Linked DNA regions of Homo sapiens: region 2 is linked to region 1. A link is a contact called in ENCODE Hi-C or POLR2A ChIA-PET data. All regions are on one chromosome and are shown on one strand. Each heading gives the region's core, a stretch centred on a gene start or an enhancer-like site at or near the end of the contact. The rest is flanking DNA. Distances are from core to core; before and after follow the strand shown.

Region 1 (5,427 bases), core at 2,054-4,553:
AGCAGGGGTAGCAAACCTTTTCTGTAAAGGCCAGATAGCAGCTATTTTAGGCTTTGCAGGCCATATTACTTGCAGGCAATATGGTTTCTGTCACATGATGATGATAATATATACATAAATCAGCATGGCTGTGTTCCAATAAAAGTTGACTTACAAAAGTAGAGAGCAGGCCAGGTTTGGCCCATGGGCTATAGTTTGCCAACCCCTGCTCTAGAATCACTGTCACTGCTTCATGTTTATTACCTGATTTTCAGTCATCCTGTGTTTCTCTATTGTGAGTTACGGCAAAACCTTCAAAGCAAAACACGGACTGAGCAACTGTCTCCAGGGACCGATGGAAGGAATGACAGAGAATGAGGCTAAGACTTATCACACACAAGTGCTTCCCAGGCAGTAACTCCTTTCACGCTCAGGAGAGCCCTCTGTGGCAGGTACTTTAATCATCTCCAACTGACGGGGGAGGAACCAACCTAGGTTTACGTCACATGTGACGGGCAGAGCTGGGATTGGAATCCAGGCAGTCTCTTGCTCCAGAGTCCAGTTTTTACCCTGTGGAGAGAGTAAACTGGAAAGGCAGTGCCAACATCATGCCATGGAGCTGGGGGAGGAGACCATGATCCACAGTGGGAGGGGAGGGTCAGAGGAAAGGGAGGCAGGAGTGGCTTCATAACAGAAGTGCAACTAGGATCTCCTACAATGAGCTACAATGTGGGACAACACTGCCGCCCCTAAAGGACTAAATGAGATGACATGTGTCAGGTACACACAGCGGATGCTCAGTAAATGGTAGAGATCACTGGTAACCAAGTCAGAGCCTACTCAGAATTTCAGCAACTGACTCATCTATTAAAAGGGCACCAACACAGACTGTCTGCCAACTTCAAGGCGGCAAATGTCTGTTTCATGTGGAGTGGTGTGGATGTAACCACCCATCTCAACCTCATGGTCAGCCTTAGCACCATGAGCAGGGGTCAACCAGGTGTTTTAATACAATGTACTTGAAAGAATTCCTCACCAATTATCTCCTCTAATCAAGCAAAACTTAAATCTAGTCAAGCAAAAGCTAACTTCCATTGCACAGGAAATACAGAGAAAAGAGACAAGTTAAATGAAACCACGAGGAAATAATCAGATACATTCAGAATACGAAACATTACAGAAGATGTTCTGTGGAATGACAACTGACCCAACCCCTTCAAAAAGTTAACCTAGTGGGGAAAAAGTGGGGAAATTATTCCAGATGAAAGCTCTACAGCGATGATCGGAGCGGCATTATTCACAATAGCCAACATGTGGAAGCAACGGAAGTGTCCATCGACAGACGACTGGATAAGCAAAACGTGGTCTATACATACTATGGAAAATTCAGCCTAAAAAGGAAGGAAATTCTGACCCAGCCCCCAACTTGGATGACCTGTGAGGACATTATGCTGACTGAAACAAGCCCGTTGCAAAAGGACAAACACTGTATATGAGGCCCTAGGGTAGTCAGAATCATAGAGATAGGAAGTGAACAGTGGTGGCCAGGGCTGGGGGAAGGGGAGTGGGCAGTGATCTTTAATGGGTATGGAGTTTCCCTCTGGGAAGAAGAGTTCCAGAGGTAGATGGTGGTGATAGTTGCACAACGTTGTGAATATACTTAATGTAGGAGTCCCCGCTTATCCAGAGTTTCACTTCCAAGTTTTCAGTTACCTGAGGTCAACTACAGTCAGAAAATAGTGAGCAACAGTAAGATGTATTGAGAGAGACCACATTCACATAACTTTTATTACAGCATATTGTTATAATTATGTTGAATTATTATTGTTGTTAATCTTACTGTGCCTAATTTATAAATTAAACTTTATCATAGGTATATACATATAGGAAAAACCATATCATATATAGCATTTAGTACTATCCAAGGTTCCAGGCATCCATATCAGGGGTCTTGGAACATATCCCCCAAGAGCAAGGGGGACTACTACACCACTGAGTTCACTGTACACTTCAAAATGATTAAGATGGTAAATTTTATGTGTAATTTTCCACAATAAAGAAAAAAAACAAAGGAAATGACACAAAATCATAGAACAAATGAAATGTATGATCTTGAATTGGTTTGTGGCTGTTTATAAACAAATAAATAGTTCCAGAGAAAGCTAGGTATAGAGCTAGAAATGGCAATTGCGATAGAGATATTTTGGGAACATTTTGGAGAAATCTGATATGTAGGAAGTATTAATTGAAATTAGGGACTACTTAATTTTGTTAGGAGTGATAGTAGGGTTGCAGTTTTATAGGGAAATGACCATAGTTTATGAAGAGGTATACTGAAGTATTTAGGTGTGAAGTGTCATCATTTCTATAATTTACTTTAAAATGGTCCTGAAATAAAGTATGTATGTATGTATGTGTGTGTGTGTGTGTGTGTGTGTGTGTGTGTGTATGAATGTAGCTGTATATATGAAGCAAATGTGTCAAATCTTAACAACTAGTCAGTCCTAGGTGGTGAGTACATGGGTGTCCACTGTACTATAATTTCTACTTTTTTGTTTCGTCATAATAGAATTAAAAACAAAAGTGGGGCAAAATTGCCCCACAGATGTCCCAGGGTTGCTGTCAGTCTGAAATGACATAATCCCACAACACTGAAACTGGCTGAACACTCCACACATGTAAGATGGCATGGTACTCACTTTTGTTTTCGAGGAGAAAACTGACACCCACAGTAAATAGATGGCTCTCCCATCAGCATCTTTTGGCAAACATCAACATGTTACTCAGCGCTGTGGAATACTTTTTGAATAAGGTAAATGTAATTTTGCACTAAAATTTTGAAAAATGATCGCTTGTTGAACAAGTAAACACTAATTAGAGTGTCTGTTCACACTGACACAGAACACTCTGTAATTTTGTGGGAATTGTTATGGCAGAAATATTACATAATGGCCCATGTGTTTGAGTGGCTGGCTGTTCAAATCAGGAACGCAGGTGAGTGCTGAGCACGCAGGTAGCTGCATGCCAGGAGCAGGGGCCCTGTGACCAGCCCTGGAATGTATAACAGGTCTTTTTCAGAGCACTCTTGTCACTTACAGACGCCACCATGCCCTAAAGGGGAGGAAGGGAACAGAGAACAGATTCTCTGGCCCTGGTGAAGTTATTCTCTGGTCCCAGTAAAGTCATGTTCAATGTTCATTACCTTTTCCCTCAGTTTAAAAGAGAGAGTGAGAACAGTGTTCTCTCACAGGTGGTAACATGTTAAAATAATATCAACACACTCAAGACACTGAAGCATTCAGCTGCGAATTTTTTCAAGGCGTGGTGTGATCAAAGAGAAGGGAATTTAGAGCTGGAACCAAGAGACTCAAGATCAAACACTAGCTGTGCCAACTTGGGCTTGGGCACGTTCTTTCTTTCTTCTTTTTTCTTTTCTTTTTTTTTTTGAGACGGAGTCTCATTTTGTTGCCCTGGCTGGAGTGCGGTGGCATGGTCTCGGCTCACTGCAACCTATCCGCCTCCCGGGTTCAAGTGATTCTCCTACCTCAGCCCGCCGAGTAGCTGGGATTACAGGCAACTGCCACCATGCCCGGCTATTTTTTTGTATTTTTAGTAGAGAAGGGGTTTCACCACGTTGGCCAGGCTGGTCTCGAACTCCTGACCTCGTGATCTGCCCGCACTGGCTTCCCAAAGTGCTGGGATTACAGGCGTGAGCCACCGTGCCCATCCAGCACATTCTTTAACTTCTAGAAGTGAGCCCTATTTCCTTATACGGAAAAGAGAAATAATGACATCTACTGCATGGGATTTGTGTGAGAGTTCGATCAGACTGCTTGTGTCCTCCCGGGCACACACCACATCCTCGACGAAGGCAATTCCCCTTTCCACAGAGGATTTGACTCCCCACATCTTTTGTGACCAATCCCTTGAACTCATCATCCCATTTTGTAATTCTGAAAAGCAAAACAATGAAAAGAAATGAGCAACCAGAATTTGTATCAGCAAAACAAAACCATAAGCAACCTACCATACAGAAATAGGGAAATGGAATACAATGGAATATTACACAATCTTTTCAAATGTTGCTAGACATTTCCCAGTTAAAATGGTAGAATTAAACCTCTGTATAAAATCTCACTCTTCCTAAATTTGAATTAAAAAAAAATTAAACCTGAAATAAAACACTTATCAGCCAAAAAAAAAAAAAAAAAAAACCAAAAAAAAACAAAATGAGCACACCCCAGTGTCATAAAGTCAAAAGGTGCCTGGGAAATAAAATAAAGGAAAAAGAATCCAGTGTGGCAAGGCTCAGAGCCCTGAGTCAAACACCCTCAGGAAGACAAAACAGTGAATAAATAAACATTCTGAGAGTTTTCATCAATATCACCACATCTAGAAAAAAACACCTGAGTAGTTATCCCTATATTCTCTTCTTCTGACTAGGGAAGAGAGAAAACATCTGCTGGGGAGAAAAGGATGAGATGATGCATAAACCGTGGTGTTGATCATCTCTGCTGCAAGGAATGAAGACTCTGGGAGTCCAACGTGAAACCCAAGGCTGACCCGAGGCCACAGAATACTGCCAGAGGGTGTGCAGTGTGTGCCCCCCACACAGGAAGACCGAACCCACTTAAAAGGGCCTTCAAAAGATCCCACAAGTGAAAGCTGCCAAGACCACATCTAGCCAAGCCTACTCAGCACCCAGCATACGACCTGCTACAGCTCAACTGGCCCAAGACATTTCATAAGTCTTCAGGCTACAGAAAGCATGAACAGAAACAAAAAACCAGCCTTCAAACTTCAGCTTGGTAGCAAGAAGAAAAAAGATAGCCTTCAAATAAATAAATCAAAGAAAGATATAGCCTGATTTACTTCAGCAAGAATAAAATGAAAAACCACAAGGCATGGTTATCTTTAAACACAGACTCCTGGAAAGGCAAGAAAGCAACAGTAGGTGTCAAAGACAAAGAACTCAAAATAAAAGAAAACGTAACTCAGCCAGAGAAAGATACCCCCCAAAAGATCTTTGAGCCATAGAACTTAATAAGAATATGAGTTCAATACATCAAGAACCCAAAGACAACATCTAAAAAAGGGAAAAAAAAAAGATTGTAGATCTAAAGAAATACGTTGAAAACTAAAGCCAACCCTAGAAAATAAAGATATGAAACAGAATCTACACAGGACTAAAGAAAGATGGTTTAAAATCAATTTTCTGACTAGAGGAAAGCTAAAAATAAACATGGTGAATGCAGATAAAAAAAAGGGATTCAAGTAATCGAAGCAAAACAGACAACTATGGAGTTCAAAGACAATGTAACATACAGACAATTGGTGCCTTACAGCAGAGAATTCACTGCATAGAACCCAGTGTTTGAAGAGATAATACAAAGAAATTCTCCCAAAACTAATAAAGAATTGCATCTGTTGATTGAAAATACACATCCA
Region 2 (5,251 bases), core at 1,087-3,586, 43 kb before region 1:
GGAGAAATTTTTCTACTTGATTCTATCAGCAGAGACAACAATTCAGGTTTTCACTCCCCATTTCATTCCCTGTGCTCTGATTGATCTACTTCCTGTTATTCCTACCAGAAAACAACTCTCCCAGAGCCCTAGGGTGACATCAGTCAAGTCAGAGGGTGGACCTCAGGAGACCTTTGTGGCTACATGCTGTAGTCCATGATCTGGTGTGCAAAAAACTCACGTGGAGCGGCTTTCACTCAAGACTTAAGGCAATGAAAGAAAAATGATTACCTTAGTTTCCCTTCCTCCACCATAACCACTCTCAGGTAATAATGGAAACCCCTAACCATCTCTGGCCTGAGCCGTTTTCTCTTCCCCTTTGTTCCATAGGTAGCTGGTGACTAGGCTCACTGGTGCTCCATCCTCTGAATGGAGAGGCGCATTCCTTCCATCTTTCCTGCCCAGAGCCTGCTCACAGCCAGCCAGAACATCCGCGTGCAACATCCGTGTTCAGTAAACGCGTCTACTCCAAAGCTGGGCCAGAAAGACACAGAGAAAAATCTGCATTTCGGTGTGTCCTGCTTCCAAACCATCCTATCTCAGCAAGCTTGAAGCCTGGCAGATAGGAACCTTTATGTCAAATCCAGTTCAAATTCTATTTTCACTTAAAACTCCATAATATAATTAACTTTCTACCTCAAGGCACATTGCTTTTGGGAGGCATAAAGCTTCCCTGGGTAGAGGTAATGTTTTCAAAGCTTAGCACTCAGTGACTGGGGATGTCAGAAAAATCCAGCAGCTGGCAGGAGACAGAATTATACTTTGTAAACAAGGGATAGAGATGCGGGGCTGGCCAGCCCTCACCTTGCACGCTGCCATCCAACAGAGCCCACCGCAGCCACTGAAAACACTGCCCGCCACGTAATAAACAACTTGCCACTCAGATGATTCTTAACCCCCACGCACAAGTGGTTTCCATCCTTCCAGTATAAAACATCAGAAACTCTGACCGTGAAAAATAACTTTTCAAAACACAAATACCTTATTTCTCTCTACATACCCAATTCCCATGCATACTTCCATTATTGAAAAAATTACCGGAAGTCACCAACTTCGAATGATGCCAAATGCTGGCAAAGCCATCACCTCTCCTTTTGAGCTGCAACAGGACAATGACCAGGACATCATTCTGATTCTTCAAAGCTGGAGTTTCCAATGTGTAGACCCCAAGTATACCTTGGTGGCTAATATCAGAAAGCCCAAAGTCCACATACGCACTCAAAAAGAAGAGATAAACATACAACTCCTCCCGATCATGTTTTCCCACTGAAGCGGTGTTAGTGGTCTAGCCCCGTGGAGCTCAAATTCGGCCGCTCACAAGAATCACCTGGGAACTTTTAAAAACGTCTCAATGCCCAGGTTGCACCCCCAGGCATGAGTATTTTTCAAGAACACTAGGTGTGCAGCCAAGTCTGAGAACCAGTACTCTGGCAAAATCAAAGTCCACCAGGCCACCTTTTATCCATGGTCAACACACCCTGGTCTCTTGCTAATACGGCTGGGGCAGCTCCTACCTATATAGAGCGAGGAGTCCTTCCTCCGCACGTGGTCGTCGATGTAGGAGACGCCCAGGGGCTGCACAGGGGTAGCACCGATGCCCAGGAGCACCTGGGCCCCAATGAGCAGCAAGTACATCATGTTGGTAGCCGTCCGGTTGCGGCAGATGAGGTCGGGGTCGGGCCCCTCGTCGCCGCCCGAGCCGTTGGCTGCGCAGACGTCGCGGCCCTCGGCGCCCCAGCGGATCTCGCCCGCCTCGTACTTGTACTGGTGGGTCAGGAACTCGGGCAGCGCCGACAGCAGCGCGCCCAGCGCCATGACGATGCCGCCGCAGCCGATCAGGCGCGGCCGGTGCCCGCGTGCCCCGAAGTAGCTCACGAAGAGGATGAGCGCCAGGTTCCCGATCTCGAAGCTGCTAGCGATCACACCCACGTCAGCGCTCTGCAGGTTGAACCTACGCTCCAGGGTGGTCAGGACGCTCACCTGAGGGGGGCAAGAAGAAAGGTCAGAGCCAATCCAAGAAGATGCCCAGGAAGCCTCTCCTTCCCGCCTGACAGTGCGCTCTGCCCATCCCCCCCGGGACCCTCCCACCTGGCCTCCGGTGCCAGGTGCAAAAAGGCAGCTGTGTAAATGCCTTTTAACCTGACGAATCAGAAAGACGTTTATTTAGTATCATAACCCTAATTCAGTTAACGAATTCACTTTCCCAGTAGCAACAATGTTTTTTCTGGCACCTGTTTCCATCCTGAAAGCTTCTACCCTCTTCCGGAAACACTGCATTCCCCACCCCCACAGACCTCCACCACAGACAGCCCATGAAAACCTATAAAAGTCCTGAAGTGCGCGGTTTGCACACACTCCCAAATATATACTAGGGATAAAGTCCATGCCAGGAAGACAGAGGAGCCAGGAGATTTTCCGCAGGAGGTTAGCAAAGCCTATCCCCCACCTCAAAATAAAAACAAACTTAACAAAACCCAAGTGGCAAAATGCACAAGCTAAATCAGCCCAGCGGGGTAATCATTTGCTCTTTGCTTCCGTCTGGAAATTTCCAGTGTACATTTCCCCAGAGGCCATCAGGTAAATACACCCCTGACTGTTCTAAGCACTATGACCCTGCCAAGTACCCTCCAACTGAATATTATGATTTCCCCCGTTTTTTTGTATTCTTGTCTGCCCTATGTTTGTTAAACATATACCGAACATCTGCTGCTTGCCAGGCAATGCCCTAGACACAAGAGAAAAGTGATGGAGAGAGGACATCTGGCCTGAAGAAGCCATCTAGCAAGAAGGTAAACATGTACCTAAGAATAACACAAAGGGACTGGAGGTGAGATGTGTGATGCAGACCTCACACCAAGGGGGCCATGAGGAGATGCATTCTTACAGGGCTTCTTAAAGTGGTAAGAAAATGAGATGGCTACCCTCTGCTGCTGTGTGCAAATTCCACGCAGGGTGCTGTGAGCAAGACAAGAGTCCTTGTCATGGGAGATCTGACAGCTGAATGATGTCCTCGCTGAGTAGGGAAGAACATTTCAGGCAAAAGGAACAGCATGAGCCAAAGATAGGTGGCATGATTTCATCATGGAAGAGAAAATAGCTGGGGCCGGGAGCAGTGGCTCACACCTGTAATCCCAACACTTTGGGAGGCCGAGGTGGGCAGGTCACTTGAGGCCAGGAGTTCGAGACCAGCCTGGCCAACATGGCAAAACCCCTTCTCTACTAAAAATACACAATTTAGCGAGGCGTGGTGGTGCATACCTATAATCCCAGCTACTCAGGGAAGGCTGAGGCAGGAGAATTGCTTGAACCCTGGAGGCGGCGGTTGCAGTGAGCTGAGATCACACCACTGCACTCCAGTTTGGGCAACAGAGCGAGACCTTGCTTCCAAAAAAAAAAAAAAAAAAAGGAAGAAAATAGTTGGAAAGGTGGGGTGAGGACAAATTGTAAGGAGCCACAAATGCCACAGGGGTGAATTTAGACAATCCCGAGCAATTAGGTAGACACAATACAGATCATGGAGGGAAGAAAACCTGGTTTGAACCCCTGTTATTATTTCCTTAGCTCTGTGTCCTCAGTCATGTTACTCAAACTCTCCCAGCCTGGATTCTACAAAACAGGAATCATAATATCTAATCAGCAGGAGGGATGTGAAGATTAAAAATAATGGATGAAAAGTCTGTTAGCACAGAGCAGCCTCTCCCTTCCTACATGGCAGGAGTGCATGGAGAGAGGCAGCAAAACAGAGGCTCTAGGGCCAGACCACCTGGGTCCATCCTGACTCTGGCTGACCTTGACCAAGTTACTTTGCGCGTTAGTTTCCCCATCTGTAAAAGGGGGATAAGAGTGCTACCTCATAGAGCTGGTGTCAAGAGTCAACAACACATACATGTAAATGCTAGGGAAGGGTCAGCTATAACCATTATCATTATCATTTATCTGTGAACACCGGAGAACAGCAAAGGTTTAATAGTGTAGGGGTCACACCAGGTGTGGTGAATGGAGGGTGGAAGAAGGCCAGCAGTGAAGACAGCTGGGCCATATTGAGAGAGGGGAGAAGAAAAGGCCACGTCAACACACTGGCAATGGAAATGAACAGGAAAAGATGTAAGAAGCATTTTAGGGCAGAGTTCTATTTCAGGGAGAATGAGCTGGATCTGCTGACCAACCGGGTGTGTCTACTAAGGAAAGGTCAAAAAGGAGAGTCATATGGATCTAACCTTCCTCCAAATCTACAAATATGGACACTGTTGTAAACGTCCATGCATCTACAACCTCTGCAGTGTCCAGATACGTGTATCTATGCACATATAAACATACGCCTGTGCTAATTAGCATGCTTCTATTCAATTTCCCGTTACTAAAAAAACAAACCAAAAAAATGCTATAGCCAGGTGATTCCTCTTAGCCTCATTTTCAAACCCACATATTTAAACAAACTCCTTGAGCCTAGTGGTTCTCAATCCTACCTGCAGATTGGAGGCACTCGGGGAGCACTAAAAATTTGAGAGGCCTGGTCCCACCTGGGAGGTTCTGACTGAACTGGTCTGGGGAGTGGCCTGGGGGCCCTAGGACGCTTTCAAAGCTCCCAGGTGATTCTAATGGCAGTGAGCAGCGCGGGGCTAAGGCCATGACACCCATTATTGGGGGTCTCTCTTTCAGCCCTGGCCTTCGGCAAGCTCTGCAGAGCAGGGTTATGACATCTGTGACACCCTCTATCTCTGGCATTCTGATCCCAACTCCTATTTCTATTGTGCTTTCTAGACAAGTCAAGGCCAGCTTGCAGATCACTCAGCCCTAGTTATGTGATTAGACTGTTACTTTTAAAACACCAGGTGTTTGCCGCTGTTCAGAAACGAAGTTTAGCTAGTCCTGGCATCATTCAAATGGCTTTTAAATACTGCCAAAGAAGTTCTGTCTGAAGGGTCTGGGCAAGTAAAAACAAATTCATTTATTTACTACTTTCCTTCGCAACACAAACAAACATACATACATGATGGAATAAATGATTTACCAGAGGTTTATAATAGGTGATGCAATGTGGCAACAAAAAGGAAGGCAGCCTAAAGACCTGGGAGGTAGGGGGCTTTGGGGAGCCTCGCCCAGGCCTTTGTGTGAGTCTTGAGAGGTCCAAAGGGGACTGGATGCAGAAGTGGAAAAGAACATGTCTGGGTGGGGTCCCCTAGAAAGTCACCCCCGGAGAGGTGGCTGAAGC

What was found. Hi-C counts contacts between places; a loop is a spot of excess contacts on that map. ChIA-PET counts read pairs that join two places held with the same protein, here RNA polymerase II (POLR2A). Pooled maps may share reads with other maps.
Region 2: a map of posterior vena cava shows a loop between it and region 1 (9-fold over the local background). The contact joins two enhancer-like sites. A Hi-C loop is called at or near these places in 23 of 168 maps with a recorded cell type or tissue (CD14-positive monocyte, IMR-90, OCI-LY7 and 10 more) and 16 of 50 pooled maps. POLR2A ChIA-PET finds 5 or more read pairs at or near these places in 6 of 52 experiments (AG04450, MCF 10A, PC-9 and 3 more).

The regions. Positions count from the first base shown.
Region 1 is chr15:91,870,532-91,875,958 of GRCh38, reverse strand. All of the region lies in intron 1 of SLCO3A1 (solute carrier organic anion transporter family member 3A1), which reads right to left. Among named protein-coding and RNA genes, the nearest start is that of SLCO3A1, 20 kb to the right of the region's middle. Within about 2 kb of position 3,303, at least 8 of the 41 ENCODE cell types and tissues checked have a DNase peak (open chromatin) inside an H3K27ac peak, as active enhancers do.
Region 2 is chr15:91,912,761-91,918,011 of GRCh38, reverse strand. It overlaps SLCO3A1 (solute carrier organic anion transporter family member 3A1), which reads right to left. Exons shown (of 10, transcript NM_013272.4): 2 at 1,554-2,019. Among named protein-coding and RNA genes, the nearest start is that of SLCO3A1, 62 kb to the right of the region's middle. Within about 2 kb of position 2,336, at least 2 of the 41 ENCODE cell types and tissues checked have a DNase peak (open chromatin) inside an H3K27ac peak, as active enhancers do.